Regions from separate parts of the Mus musculus genome. Here region 1 is linked to region 2. Evidence: chromatin contacts called from ENCODE Hi-C or POLR2A ChIA-PET data. All regions are on one chromosome and are shown on one strand. The core of a region is the stretch at or near the end of the contact, and the rest is flanking DNA. Distances in the headings are between cores, read along the strand shown.

Region 1 (6,254 bases), core at 2,845-5,344, 190 kb after region 2:
TGGGAATCGAACCCAGGCGCCATACATACTAATTAAGAGCTCTGCTACTTACTACATCCTCAGCTGTCTTTTTATTTTGTATTTTGAGATATGATCATACTAAGTTGCTTAAGTTGGCCTTAAATTTGTCTTTCTCCTGGCTTTAGAAGTATTATAGGCCTGTGCTCCCAGACCTGGCTTATTAGATTTATTTATTTACTTATTTATTGTATGTGTGTGAGTACACTGTAGCTGTCTTCAGACACACCAGAAGAGAGCATCGGATCTCATTACAGTTGGTTGTGAGCCACCATGTGGTTGCTAGGAATTGAACTCAGGACCTCTGCAAGAGCAGTCAGTGCTCTTAACTGATGAGCCATCTCTCCCAATTATTAGATTTTTTTTATTATGGAAAAGTTCAAAGAAAAAAGGAGTGATAAGGGGGAAAAAGGGAGAAAGAAAGAGGAGAAGGTGAGAGAAGGAGGGAGGGGAGGAGGGAGAGAAATCCAATAATGATCAATTAATGGCAAATTTTGATTTGTCCATATCCCTTGCCATTATGTTCTTCCACCTTGTCCTGAAGAAGTCTCAGAGGCCATATCATTCCCCCTACTCCCATGGAATTTTAGTATTTATCTATAAAAGTTGAAGCCACCTAAAACACAACCACAATGCCATTATTATATAAACATATACCATAACACCATTATTTATATTATCTTAAGATAGGTGTTAAATCTCTGATATCACCAGATGCCAAAACAGGACCCACTCATCTGACTGCTGCAACATATGCTCCATCTGGCTTGGTTTCCTTGATCCACCAGCAGCTACTGGAGCTGCTCCCATAGGGAGGACCATAGCTGCTTTTCTCATATCCATCACCAACCAGATTTGGCATAACTCCACATCTACTTTGCAGGTCCAGAACTGCTTTTGTACACCACACAGCTCTCCAATGCCATTTCAGGTGTATTTTGAGAGACTGTTCTCTCTCTTAGGGTCAAATTCTCTTTTGTGTCTGCCCACCAGTGTTACTAGATGTGGATGTCACACCTGTCCCTGAGAGTTTTCACCATATGCAGTTGTAAATGCTTCTGTGCAATTAGGTCACAGTGTTTTATCATAGCAATATCACAGATAAGAACAAATCACCAAGCACTTCCCTCCCCTCCAGGTTTCCTGGCTTTATCAGGCTGGACAGAGCAGTCTTTTTATCTTATCCCACTGATAGAAGCCTCCTGGATCTCTCTAGACCACCAGAGCTTTCTAGTGATGCCTGCCTGGTGGACTTCAAGATCCCTCACCCTCTCCTTTTCCCCAATCTTCCCCAACTCTAAGTTTCCATGGAGGACTAACAATGCTAGGCTGAGAGCTTTGAAGAACTGTACAGATCAAGAGCCCTTACCTAGGCATGTGTATTGGCTTCCCCTAAGATTCACCCTTCTTTCTCTGGGTCCAAGACCTGGTTTCCTGACGTGTCTGTAAATTGACATTTGGCTTATTTGTTCAGTGTGTTAGTTGTTTAGGTGGGAGGGTCATACAGCTTTTGTATACTCATGCCTATTTTGCAGTGAGGGCTAGAGTCTCCATTATCCATGCTTTCAGCCACTGCAGGTAAATCAGCTCCACTATGGCCTTGAGGTGCAGGTGCGTAGTGTGCCCAGAGGCATCAGGAGAGCTGTGCAGTCTATGAGTGAGCACAAGAACAACAACAAGGAGTAGGAGGAACTAACCACAAGACAGGACCTGGGAGGAGTTTTACTCTTTTCTCTGCAATTGGCGGCCTCACACACTGTACCCAGGTGCTATAGGATTCTTTCAAGACAGCTAGGGGTAAGAGAGCAACCCAAGAGGAGAACATAGCTAAGTTAAATACTGCAGGGGTCACAGAGGTCATAACAGACCTTGAATTTAGTTCCAAATGTCTTGGAGCCCTGGGTCCAACATTTGTTGGAAGGCAGGGCAAAGCTGACAGGCTTAAGAGAGAACTTGCTTAGATGTAGAATCATAGAGTTAGAGAGACGGCTCAGCAGTTAAGAGCACACTAATCTGGGTTTCATTTCCACATGGCAGCTAAAAACAATTGTCTTTAACTCAGTTTTAGGGGATCCAATACTCTATTTTAGCCTCCAAGGAAACTGCACACATGTGGTATACAGACATGCATGCAGGCAAAAACACCCATACAATTAAAATAAAGATAATCTTTTGAAATGTTTTTTTTAAAAAGAGATATAGGGTCAGTTCACTCTGTTCTGGGTTAAGACAGCAGCCTAGGTGGGTGGGTGATGTGAAGACCATCATTACAGAGAACAGAGGGTTTACCAAGTACCCCAGAGAGGCTAGCTGGAGACAGAAGTAAGGAAGAAGGCATTCCCTCCCCTATCATCAAACTGAGCACCATAATTTCAGGTTTCTTCATTTGCTTGGCTGAACAAAAATATATACATGTACCTGTGAACTTAGTATCAAGACAGTCACATGATTTCAGGTCTCTTCTAGTCTCCAGAAATCTGGTTTCTGTCCTAGGTAAAGCCACTGGGTGGGTTTTGAGCAGGGAATTTCCCCCCAATTAATGCTTTATAAAAGCCACTATTTTGTGCTGAAAGTAGTCAGGGAGCAAGGACAAAACACAAGGATACTAGTTGAAAGCTATCTGCTCACCTAGGGATACAGGGTTAGGATTGGGGAAGGGACACATAGCTGGATTCTAATGTGTCAGCTGTTAGTTAGAGGAAGACTTCAGCGCTGGAAGGTGGGGGCCTAAAGTGGGCAACAACTTTCAGGAGAAACCAGAGGTTGTGTAAAGCGAGAGTTCCCTGAAGGTATCCCTGATAGACACAGAAGCAAGGTCTGAATCCTGGACCTAGAATGACATCTGAATATGGTCTTACCTAAGGCATGACAAGCCCATGTGAAGACAAGTGGTTTAAGGGTCTAGCTGTCTGTCAAGCTAGATGACTTCCTGAGATCTGTGCCCTAAGTCCAGGCCTGCTCATGGTCTTCTCAACAGTACCTCTTTGCTACCTCTAATACCAACACCAGATCCTCCATTATTCTAGGACTCTCCCTCAACCTTCTCCCCCATCAGTAGTCTCTCTGTGATACAAAGGCTGCCAGGCTTCAGTAGAGTATATTTGCCTTCCTGGGTGCCTATTCTGTTTTCCTTTCTTTCTTTCTTTCTTTCTTTCTTTCTTTCTTTCTTTCTTTCTTTCTTTCTTTCTTTCTTTCTTTCTTTCTTTCTCTGAGACAGGGTTTCTCTGTGTAGCCCTGGCTGTCCTGGAACTCGCTTTGTAGACCAGGCTGGCCTCGAACTCAGTAATCCACCTGCCTCTGCCTCCCAAATGCTGGGATTAAAGGCGATAACCCCTTTCAACCTCATTCTTTGCATGCCCCTTCTCCCAAACACCTGCTGGTTGGCCACCTTGCTGCTTCCTTGTCCCACCGCCTGTCTAGCATACAGCTGCCACAACCACTTTGTTTCCTAAGAACAGACTTCCAGTCCAGCATGGTAGGGCATTCCTTTAGTCCCAACACTTGGGAGGCAGAGGCAGGCGGATCTATGTTAGTTCGAGACCAGTCAGGGCAACACAGAGAAACCCTTTCTCGAAAATACAAGTAAACAAACAAACAAACAAACAAACAAGAACAGACTTTCTTTTCTCAGTTTATGCCCTCTGCCAGTCACAATGCACAGTGGACAACGGACAAATTGTGGGTTTCCACGGTCCGAAAGGCCAGCATAAGGGTCTCTCTGTGTCCACAGTGATTCCAAGAAAGGACAAAAATGTAAGCAGAAGGTTTATGGGGGTAGGAAACCCGTGGTCTAGATACTCCGGTTTCGTTCCTAACTCATGCAGTTGCCTGTCAGCGCGCGTCCTGAACAACCCGGCGGAGTTTCTCCAGGTAGTGCTTCTGACCACGCCTCCTGACCCACCTCTCACCTGTGACCACACCCCCGAGCTCCACCCTGCCTGTCTCGCCGAGCCAGCTTCCTGAGTCAATTGCTGCCTGCACGCGCCTGCGCTCTCTGGCCCCTCCTGCACCCCACCCCTATAGGCTCCGCCTTTCAGAGGCCCCGCCTCTCTCGTTTGCGAGGTGGGAGCTGAGCCACACACTGCGCATGCTCCAGCCGCGGCGCCCCCGACTCCGCACTCGGCTGGGTTCGGGCATTTCCGCCTCTTTGTTTTAAACTCTGCACGGCTTTTTTCTCCTCCTCTTGGGGGGGACCCAGAGGGAGCGGCGCCCCCTCCCCCTCCCGGCGAGCCCCCGCGTGCGCCCGCTCGCCCGCCGCCCGAGACGCAGGTCAGTGAGCCCGCCCCGCCTGGCCTGGCCCGCGCGCCCGCTCCTCAGGCCGCGGGCCTCGGCCCATGGGCGGCAGAAGGCTGCGAGCCCAGCGCCCCCGGCAGGCCCGGGAGGCGGGACCCTAAAAGCCTGCGAGAAGGCCAGGACTTCTCGCAGGTCTGGACCCCGGGAGGGCAGAACCCAGGGCCATGCTGGATCCCGGAACAATCTGGACCCAGGGAGGACAGGGACCTTGGACCAGACAGAACCCGGGGAAGAGCCTGCACAAGGCTGGACCCTTGACCAGGCTAGACCGGGGTGGGCAGAATCCTAGACCAGGCAGAACAGCAGCCGAGGTGGATTCCGAGCAGTCTGGACCCCGAGAAAACAGGACCTAGGGAAGACAAGGAGCTCAGTCCGGCTAGACCTGGCACCAGGCACGATTCCAGAGAACAGGACCCCGGAAGAACAGGAGTCTGGGCCAGGCTGGATCCAGGGGGATCAGGACCGCAGACCAGGCAGGACCCAGGACCAGGCCAGAATTACTGAGGGCTACTCACTGAACAGTCCTTAGGACTGGGCAGCTCTCCCATAGTTCTGGGACCCCAGGACAGGTGGAGCCCCGACTCTTGGAATGGACACTTGGGGGAGGGTCAGTATTAGAGACCTGACAAGAGTCTAGAAAAGGTCATTGAGGAAGAATGGCTCCCAGGACCTGGCAGGACTTAGAAAATGGCAGAATCACTTAGATGGGCCAACTAATGATAGATTACAGAGGAGGGTTAAGACCCTGAGACCACCCCACAGAGGGCCAGGGTGCTGGGACAAGGCCATAGGAAGGTCAGATCTCCCAGGGACAAATCGGCTGTAGAGAGCTGGGAAATCAAGGCTGGCTCAAAGGAATCTGGACCACTGTGGCAGTCCTTTGAGCAGTTTGAGGCCCTGAGGGTGAACTGTGAGGAGAGTTCAGAATATAGATAGGCTTCAGGACAAACAGGACCAAAGGTGGGTCCCTTTAAAATGAAAGCCTTGGAGCTGAACCGTGAGGATGGTCCTCAGGGATTACTTAGATAATAGTTGGAACTTTAAGGCAGGGAGGGCCTAGGACTCTAGTAATTGACCCCCGAACTCTGCTGAAAAGACTACTAGGCATTGGGAGGTTTCGATCAGCCCAGCCACAGGGAACCTTTGCTATGAAGTGCTTACACTCCCCACAGGTCCCCTAGCTTCTTGATGTTACAGAGTGGGTGAGGCTCTCAGCACAGTTGCAAGGCAAAGTTGGAGCTCAGCTGGGCTCCAAGGACTCAGGTATCAAGGGCATGCCCTGTGCTTGCTGCTTCATGCCCCAAGCCTCCAAGTTGCCTTTCGTCTGGTCTCCCCAGCTCCTACAGGACTGTGCCTTTCCCTAGTCTTGACCCCAGGTCAGTGGCTGTACCTTCACCCTCCTTCCTCCTCTCCCAGCAGGTCTTGAGGGTGTGGTGTAGAGAGGCTAGAGGCTAGGTGTCCAGTGGGGAGGAGGCCTTCCAGGAATAGGTAGGAAGGTGAGGGCAGTGAGCAGAGAGGACTGAGGGCCTTTTGAATAGATGAACACCTAGCACCCACACTCCTGTTTCTCTCCTAGAAAGGAAAGAGTTTTTGTTTCTCTGAAATCTTCCCAGCCAGTCTGTCATGGAGAACACAATATTTGTGGAAAAGTGAGATGTGTTTTTACTGTTGTGGGAGACACTAGGGCAGGTACTGAGATGTTCACTGAAAACCTGATATGTTTCAAGATAAGAAAGCAAGGCATTCTAGAGTGGCCTAGCTCCCACACAGACCTGGGTGGTCAACAATGGCTGTGTTGCTCTGTGGAAGTTCTGCTCTGTCAGGCTGCACTTAAAAGTGCTGGAGACAGGGTGAGAGCAAACTCTGGGCTGTTTGGATTCCTAAGAGATATTTGAGCTGGCCAGTTCTATGTTTCATTTTGAGCCACATCACGGTTTGGTTTC
Region 2 (6,315 bases), core at 2,377-4,876:
TATTACACTCTTTCTTGCCTCCTTTTCCAAAGAGTTCCCTAATCCTTGGAGTGAGGGATTGGACCTAGACATTCCTTTTAGTGCAGAATGTTCCAAGGTCTTTTACCCTATGCCTACTTTCTGTCTGGCTGTGGTCACTGTATTTGTTCCCATCTGCTGTAGGAGGAAGCTTTGCTGAGAATGATTGAGCAAGACAGATCTACTAGTATAGCAGAATGTTGTTAGGAGTAATTTTGTTGCTATATTCCTTTAGCAGAATATTTGGTCCCTGGACTACCTAGTCTCAGATTCTTGGCTACCCAAGTAGCATTAGGTATGGGTTCCATCTCCTGGTCTGGGCCTTAACTCAAATCAGATATTAGTTGGTTACTCCCACAAACTTTGTGCCTGTATGGCACTAACATATCTTGCAAATCAAGTCATATTTGTAGACTGAAGTGTTTGTAGCTGGGTTGGTGTTTACCTTTCTCCTCTGGTAGCATGCCGAGTCCCTTCCAGTACCATGAACACTGATCAGTTGGGGTGAAGGCGCTAGGTAGATACTAGATTGACTTCTCCATGTTCAGTGAGTTGTTTAGGTGTTGTCTTCAGCAACAGGACTTTGCCATTAGTTTGTAGAAAGTCTTGGCAATAGCCAGGCTGACTTTGAGTGCTGGAACTAATTACATGTGTAAGATAGATTACAATGTGTTCCACTTCACTGTGTGTACTTGATAATGAATTTGGACACCCAATTCTTCTGCTTCTTCCTTCAAAATACTAAGATTATAGACATGTGTCATCATGCCTAGCTGCAAATGCTTTAAAATTTTAAATCTCTCTCTCTTTCTCTCTCTCTCTCTTTGTGTGAGAGAGAGTATGTGTGTGTGTGAGTGAGTGAGTGTGTGTGTGTGTGCGTGTGTGTGTGTGTGTGTGTCTGTACCTGTGTTTGCTATAACACACAAATTAAGATCAGAGGACAACTCTGGGAATCAGTTCTCTTCTTCCACTATGGATTGATCACAGTGCCAGGCTTTCTGGCCCTGCAAATGGTTCTGCAAAACAGCAGAACTGAATTAGACTCAAGGTTCAAATCATTTAAAACATGTAACAACACATTTTAAATTTATCATTTATGAAGGGATTATCACCTCAAGTTGTTATTTTTTTAAAAAACTTAGTTACAAAGTTGACACTTGGAAGTGTAACAGTGACAACTGAATTGATTAGAAACAGTTTCCAAATTCTAGGCCTCTTTTTTGTTGTTGTTGCTGTTTGATATTGTTCAAGACAAGATTTTGCTGTGGCCCAGGTTGGTTTCCACTCACACTGTAGCCCAACGTGGCTTTAAATTGGGGGATGGGGTGGGGAAGTGTCTGTGTGTGTGTTTCAGCCTCCAGAGAGCTGGGATTATAGGTATACAGTAACACATACAGTAACTTCCAGATTTTTTATTTCTTTGTTTTTATATTTGTTTCTTTGAGACAGGGTTTCTCTGGTAGTCTTGTCTACACTGGAAATCACCCTGAACCAGGCTGGCTTTGAACTTTTAAACCCATAGAGATCTACCTGCCTCTGCCTCCCAAGTGCTAGGATTAAAGGCCTGTACCATCATGCTGGGCCTTACCTTTAAAAATATGTTTTCAATTGCTCTGCTGTTGCTTTTCCACTGAACGTGTGTCTTCAGGTTTTTACAGCTTTTCACTGCCCTTGCCTCTCTCTCAAGCTGTTTTGCCATTTGCTTCTTTAGTCTTTACCACTACATGAAAAGCCTTCCTTCCCCATTCTGCCCCATTAGCTTCTTGTTGACACATATCATTTCTTTTTGACCTTTTAACAAAGTGATATCACCTCTTTCATTTATGTCCTTACAGTTTGCAGCTGTACTATGCTGTCCAGAGTCCATCTTTGAGTTATCAATCCTCTTTCCTTATCTTCCCCAATGCAGGCATTGCAGCTGGGTGCCACCATTTCTGACTCCTACTAGTTTGATTTTCCAGAAATATTTCTCTGTACCATTTTCCCATGTGACTTCATTTACAATAGTCCTTTAAATGTGTAAAGTCTTTACTGACATTTTCCTTTATGTTTTTATACTTCTTTTTCATCTTTAAAATCTTGTGAACTTTTAAAGTTAAAAATACTGTACTTCAAACCTGGAGTTGAACTCATTTGCAGTGGCCAAGACCTTTAATCCCAGCACTTGGGAGGCAGAGGCAGGCAAGTCTCTCTGAGTTTGAGGCCAGCCTGGTTTATAGAGTTCCGGGACAGCCAGGGGTACACAGAGAAACCATGTCTCAAAAAGCAAAAATAAAATAAAATAAAATAAAATAAAGAAAAGCTGGGGTTGCAGGTATAAACAATTTAGACAGTGGCTTGGGAGAACTCAGAAGCACTCTGTAGACATGACTCCCATATGAGAAAGTTTGCTTATAATATAGTAATAGCACAAAATGGCAGGCTAACCAGGTAACAGTTACCTAGGACTTAACATTCCATCTAGATTTTAATATTTTATCTAGGTCTTTATACATCTGAACCAAAATTTACTTATTTTGAAGAAGAAACTTGTTCTTTATAATCAAAGATTGAACTTACTAGCACTGATATAATGAAGAATATTTAGTTCCCAGCAAGCATTTTGGAGAAAATGTTGAATGAAAAAATTAACTCAAGGCTGGTGTTCTAGCTCAGTGCTGAAGCTGCATCTAGTAAGGTGGGTAGGAGGGGATGGTTGACAATGATAGTCTCCTGGAAACCAGACATCTTAAAGCATTGCCACAGTCCAGCTGCCAGTCTATCAACAAAGAACACGATGAACTAAACTGTGCACGTAGATTTAACTGGCTTAGTCCTTTCAAAAGTTACAACTTTCCACTATTAATTAATGTGACAGTATGTGAGGATTTGCGTGTGTTGAGACAGGTTTTTTCTGTATTGCCCTGGCTGTCCTGGAACTTGATTTGCCTGCCTGAGTGTCGTGTCCTAAGTGCTGGGATTAAAGGCGTGAGCCACTGTCGCCCAGCTGAGCTTATCTTAAAAAAAAAAAAAAGTGATTTCTGTGATGAACGTGGCACTAGTTATTAGTAATCACTTGGAACGAAGCAGATATCGGACTCTCATAAGATAAACCTTTTTTTTTTCTTGTCTTCCTTTCAAAAGCAAGTATGCAGAGGGCCATAGCTCATGGTATGCCAAACATTTTCATTACTTTAGATCAGACTACCAGTTTCCTGACTTAGCCACTTGTGGTACCGAGGACAGCCACTTCTTTGAAGGCTTCATTTCTTTCTCACAAATGAGAACAGGGAGCTCTGATCTGAATGCTGTGAAGTAGTTGTAAAGGCCTGTCCTCCCCACTCTGCTCTTTTCACTCCGCGCCCTAATCCCGACAGCTAAGGAGATAGGAAAAGGAAGTTCTTTAGTAAGGACCAGGGCTCCCCTGCCACGTGGCCCTCCGCGGGCCCTTCTGCCCGCAGAGCAAGCGAGCTCCAGGGCCCGACGGAGGAGACGCCGGGTCGCCGTGCGTGGGGGAGCGGCAGGCGGAAGCTGCGGGCTGCCAAGCCCCGCGGCTCCCGCCCGTCCGGGAGGGGGTAGGGGCGGGGCGTGCACACGGAAATCCATCGAGGAGGGCGGGTGGGACCTGGGGAGTTCGACTTCCGGTGGCGCAAAGCGTGCCGGGATCAGCTTGCGGCAAACCTCCTTCCCCGGCCCGTAGAGAGACCACCGTTAGCGCCGCTCCTGCTCGCACAGCCTGCTCTCGGCCACACGCTTGGCCGCTGCGGCTCCCGCAGTGTTCGGCCCGGTCCACTTGGTTTCCCAGGCAGCCGGCGTGCGCTCAGCTGCGGCTTCGGCAGACATGTTGTGAGGCGGCGGCGCGGGTGCCTGAAGGATGGTTTGGCCGAGGCGGCTGCAACCGCTGCTGGTGGCGGCGTCCTCGGGGGCTCCGGCTCTGTAGAGCTGACCCTGCTCAGTGTCCGCCCGGGACCGCGGCCGGGCGGGTATTCCTCTGTCTTGCGTGCGCTCCCGTGCCGTTTAGGTTCGGTTAGACGACAGCGCCAGTCCGTTTGAGGCGACACGCAGGGTGGTTCTCCAGCCCTGGGAGTGGTGTCCCTAGAACCCTCAGCCCCCTGACCTTTCCTTCATATTCCCACTAAAATCTCTCACACAGTGGGTGTTCCCTGCCCTCCAGCCCTCCTTCCTGGTTTCTGCACTCTCTTCTCTGAGCTTCCCGGACCCCAACATCCCTCTCCAGGGACAGCCTGTTGAGAAATCTTCGTGGAGTGGTGGACCAGAGGCGAGGAGTTTAAAAGTTGGGGCTTGAAAGACAGGAAGATACGATGGCTTCCTCGTCTGGCAACGACGATGATCTCACTATCCCCAGAGCTGCTATAAATAAGATGATCAAAGAGACTCTTCCTAATGTCCGGGTGGCCAACGATGCCCGAGAGCTGGTAGTGAACTGCTGCACGGAATTCATTCACCTTATATCTTCTGAAGCCAACGAGATTTGTAACAAGTCAGAAAAGAAGACAATTTCACCAGAGCATGTTATACAAGGTAAGCGATTTGTGTGGGATTTGGTTTCGATGAAGGATCAGGGGAACAGTCAAGCTAATAGAGTAACCACTTGGCGTCACAGAGCCTTCATTCCACTTCACTAGTAAGCACAGTTAATGAAAAGTCAAAACGGCATAGAGACAGCTTGTACCTTAAGAAAACACCTATGTAGCATTCTTCTGACATTGTTTTCATCCGGCTAGTGCAAATAAGGAGTGCAGACATTAGGGTCAACAGACATCCGCAACCCCTCACTAGTACAGTTTCCAATCAGGTCTTAAAACAACAAGAATTGACTGCCCACAGCTAAACGTGGATAATAACAACTGAGAAAGGAAACTCAAAGTTCTCTCTTGGAAAGTTAAATTTTAGAACTTCGAGCATGAGTTGAGTCAGAGAGTACCTCTCCCTCACCTGTATCGAGGAAAAGATTCATTTTTGAACACAGGGGTAGGAAAAACCCTTGGGCTGGTGACGGAGGTCAGTGGTGTATCATCTAGCAATCTTGCACAAGGGTCCTAGCATTGAGTTAAAAAAAAATATTGACATGAGTGTGTTAAGTGTTGTAAAGTTAATTGCTTTTCAAAAAGGAAGTATATTTTTGCTTTAAAATCGCTAAGAAGGTGGAACAGTCATCACCAGGTAACCAAAGCGAGCACCACATTTTTTTCTTTTTGACTCCCTCCAACTATTGATTGTTCTTTGAAGATTATTTGTAAAAGATGACTGGGGCAGGGCGGGAACGACAGTCCTGGGGCTTGAACGTAGGGCCTGACACACGCTAGTCAGCATTCTGTTGCCGGTCCTTCTCGCCTGCTGGTCCCCTTTGGATGTGTTTATACATTTATCTTTTATTGAAAAGCACATCTAAAAGTTTCGACAGTTTCTTCCTTATGCTGGAAAAGACTAGGAGACTTTGATGGTTACAGGAAAAGGAGACAAAAGTGCTCTTGGCAAATTTTGGGAAGTACTTTCTGTGGTTTTTCATGAACTCTTAGGAGAAGGTTGCATTCAGTTTGAGACAGTCACTTCTGTTTTATAATAATCTATTGGAAATGCGAACAATTTCTTGATTACTTTTATTTAAAGTTAAAAGGAACAAATTTAATCATACTCGGCAGGTAGTTCTCTACCATTGCCTTTTTATAAAGTTAAGTGTTAAATAATTTTACTTTCTTGTTAATGTCAAATAGAGAGCACATGTATTCGTATGGAGCATATCCATTTTACACCGTCAATATTGACAAGAAGATCAATTGATTAATTTTGAGCCTTTATCCTCTGCTGATGGTAGATTAAAAATACATCCTGCTGTGATGAGGGTGTCTCTCAAGGCTGAGTACTTAGCATGGCAGAAGTCAATCCCAGTAGGTAGTGGAGCCATGATGGTGTGTGTGTGTGTATGTATATAAATAGTCATATTATATACACATATACTCTGCCATTTCAGTACATAGTAGATAACTAAGAAAAAAAAGCAATTTTTTTTTTTAGGGTTAGGAAAGGCAAGATGATAATAGGATCCTACTGTGTTGCCTAGCCTGGCCTTAAACTTAAGAGTCTCTTCCTGCAGTATCTTGAATACTGGGATTATGGACATATAACCACCGTTCCCTGTTGCTTATTTGATTCTTTTGTGTGTATGTGCTGAACTTATGTGTGCTAGGTAAGCACTGCACTGCAGAGCTATATTTCCAGCCGACATACTTAATTCTTAAAACTGGTATTTTTAGAGCTGGGCGTGGTGGCGCATGCCTTTAATCCCAGCACTCGGGA

What was found. Hi-C counts contacts between places; a loop is a spot of excess contacts on that map. ChIA-PET counts read pairs that join two places held with the same protein, here RNA polymerase II (POLR2A).
Region 1: a map of heart shows a loop between it and region 2 (2.2-fold over the local background). The contact joins the promoter of Pcgf3 here to the promoter of Dr1 in region 2. A Hi-C loop is called at or near these places in 2 of 37 maps with a recorded cell type or tissue (both heart). POLR2A ChIA-PET finds 5 or more read pairs at or near these places in 3 of 5 experiments (Patski and embryonic stem cell).

What each region holds. Positions count from the first base shown.
Region 1 is chr5:108,457,165-108,463,418 of GRCm38, forward strand. Pcgf3 (polycomb group ring finger 3) reads left to right here and starts at 4,095. Exons shown (of 11, transcript NM_172716.5): 1 at 4,095-4,287.
Region 2 is chr5:108,265,271-108,271,585 of GRCm38, forward strand. It overlaps Dr1 (down-regulator of transcription 1), which reads left to right and starts at 3,627. Exons shown (of 3, transcript NM_026106.4): 1 at 3,627-4,539. The coding sequence starts at 4,320.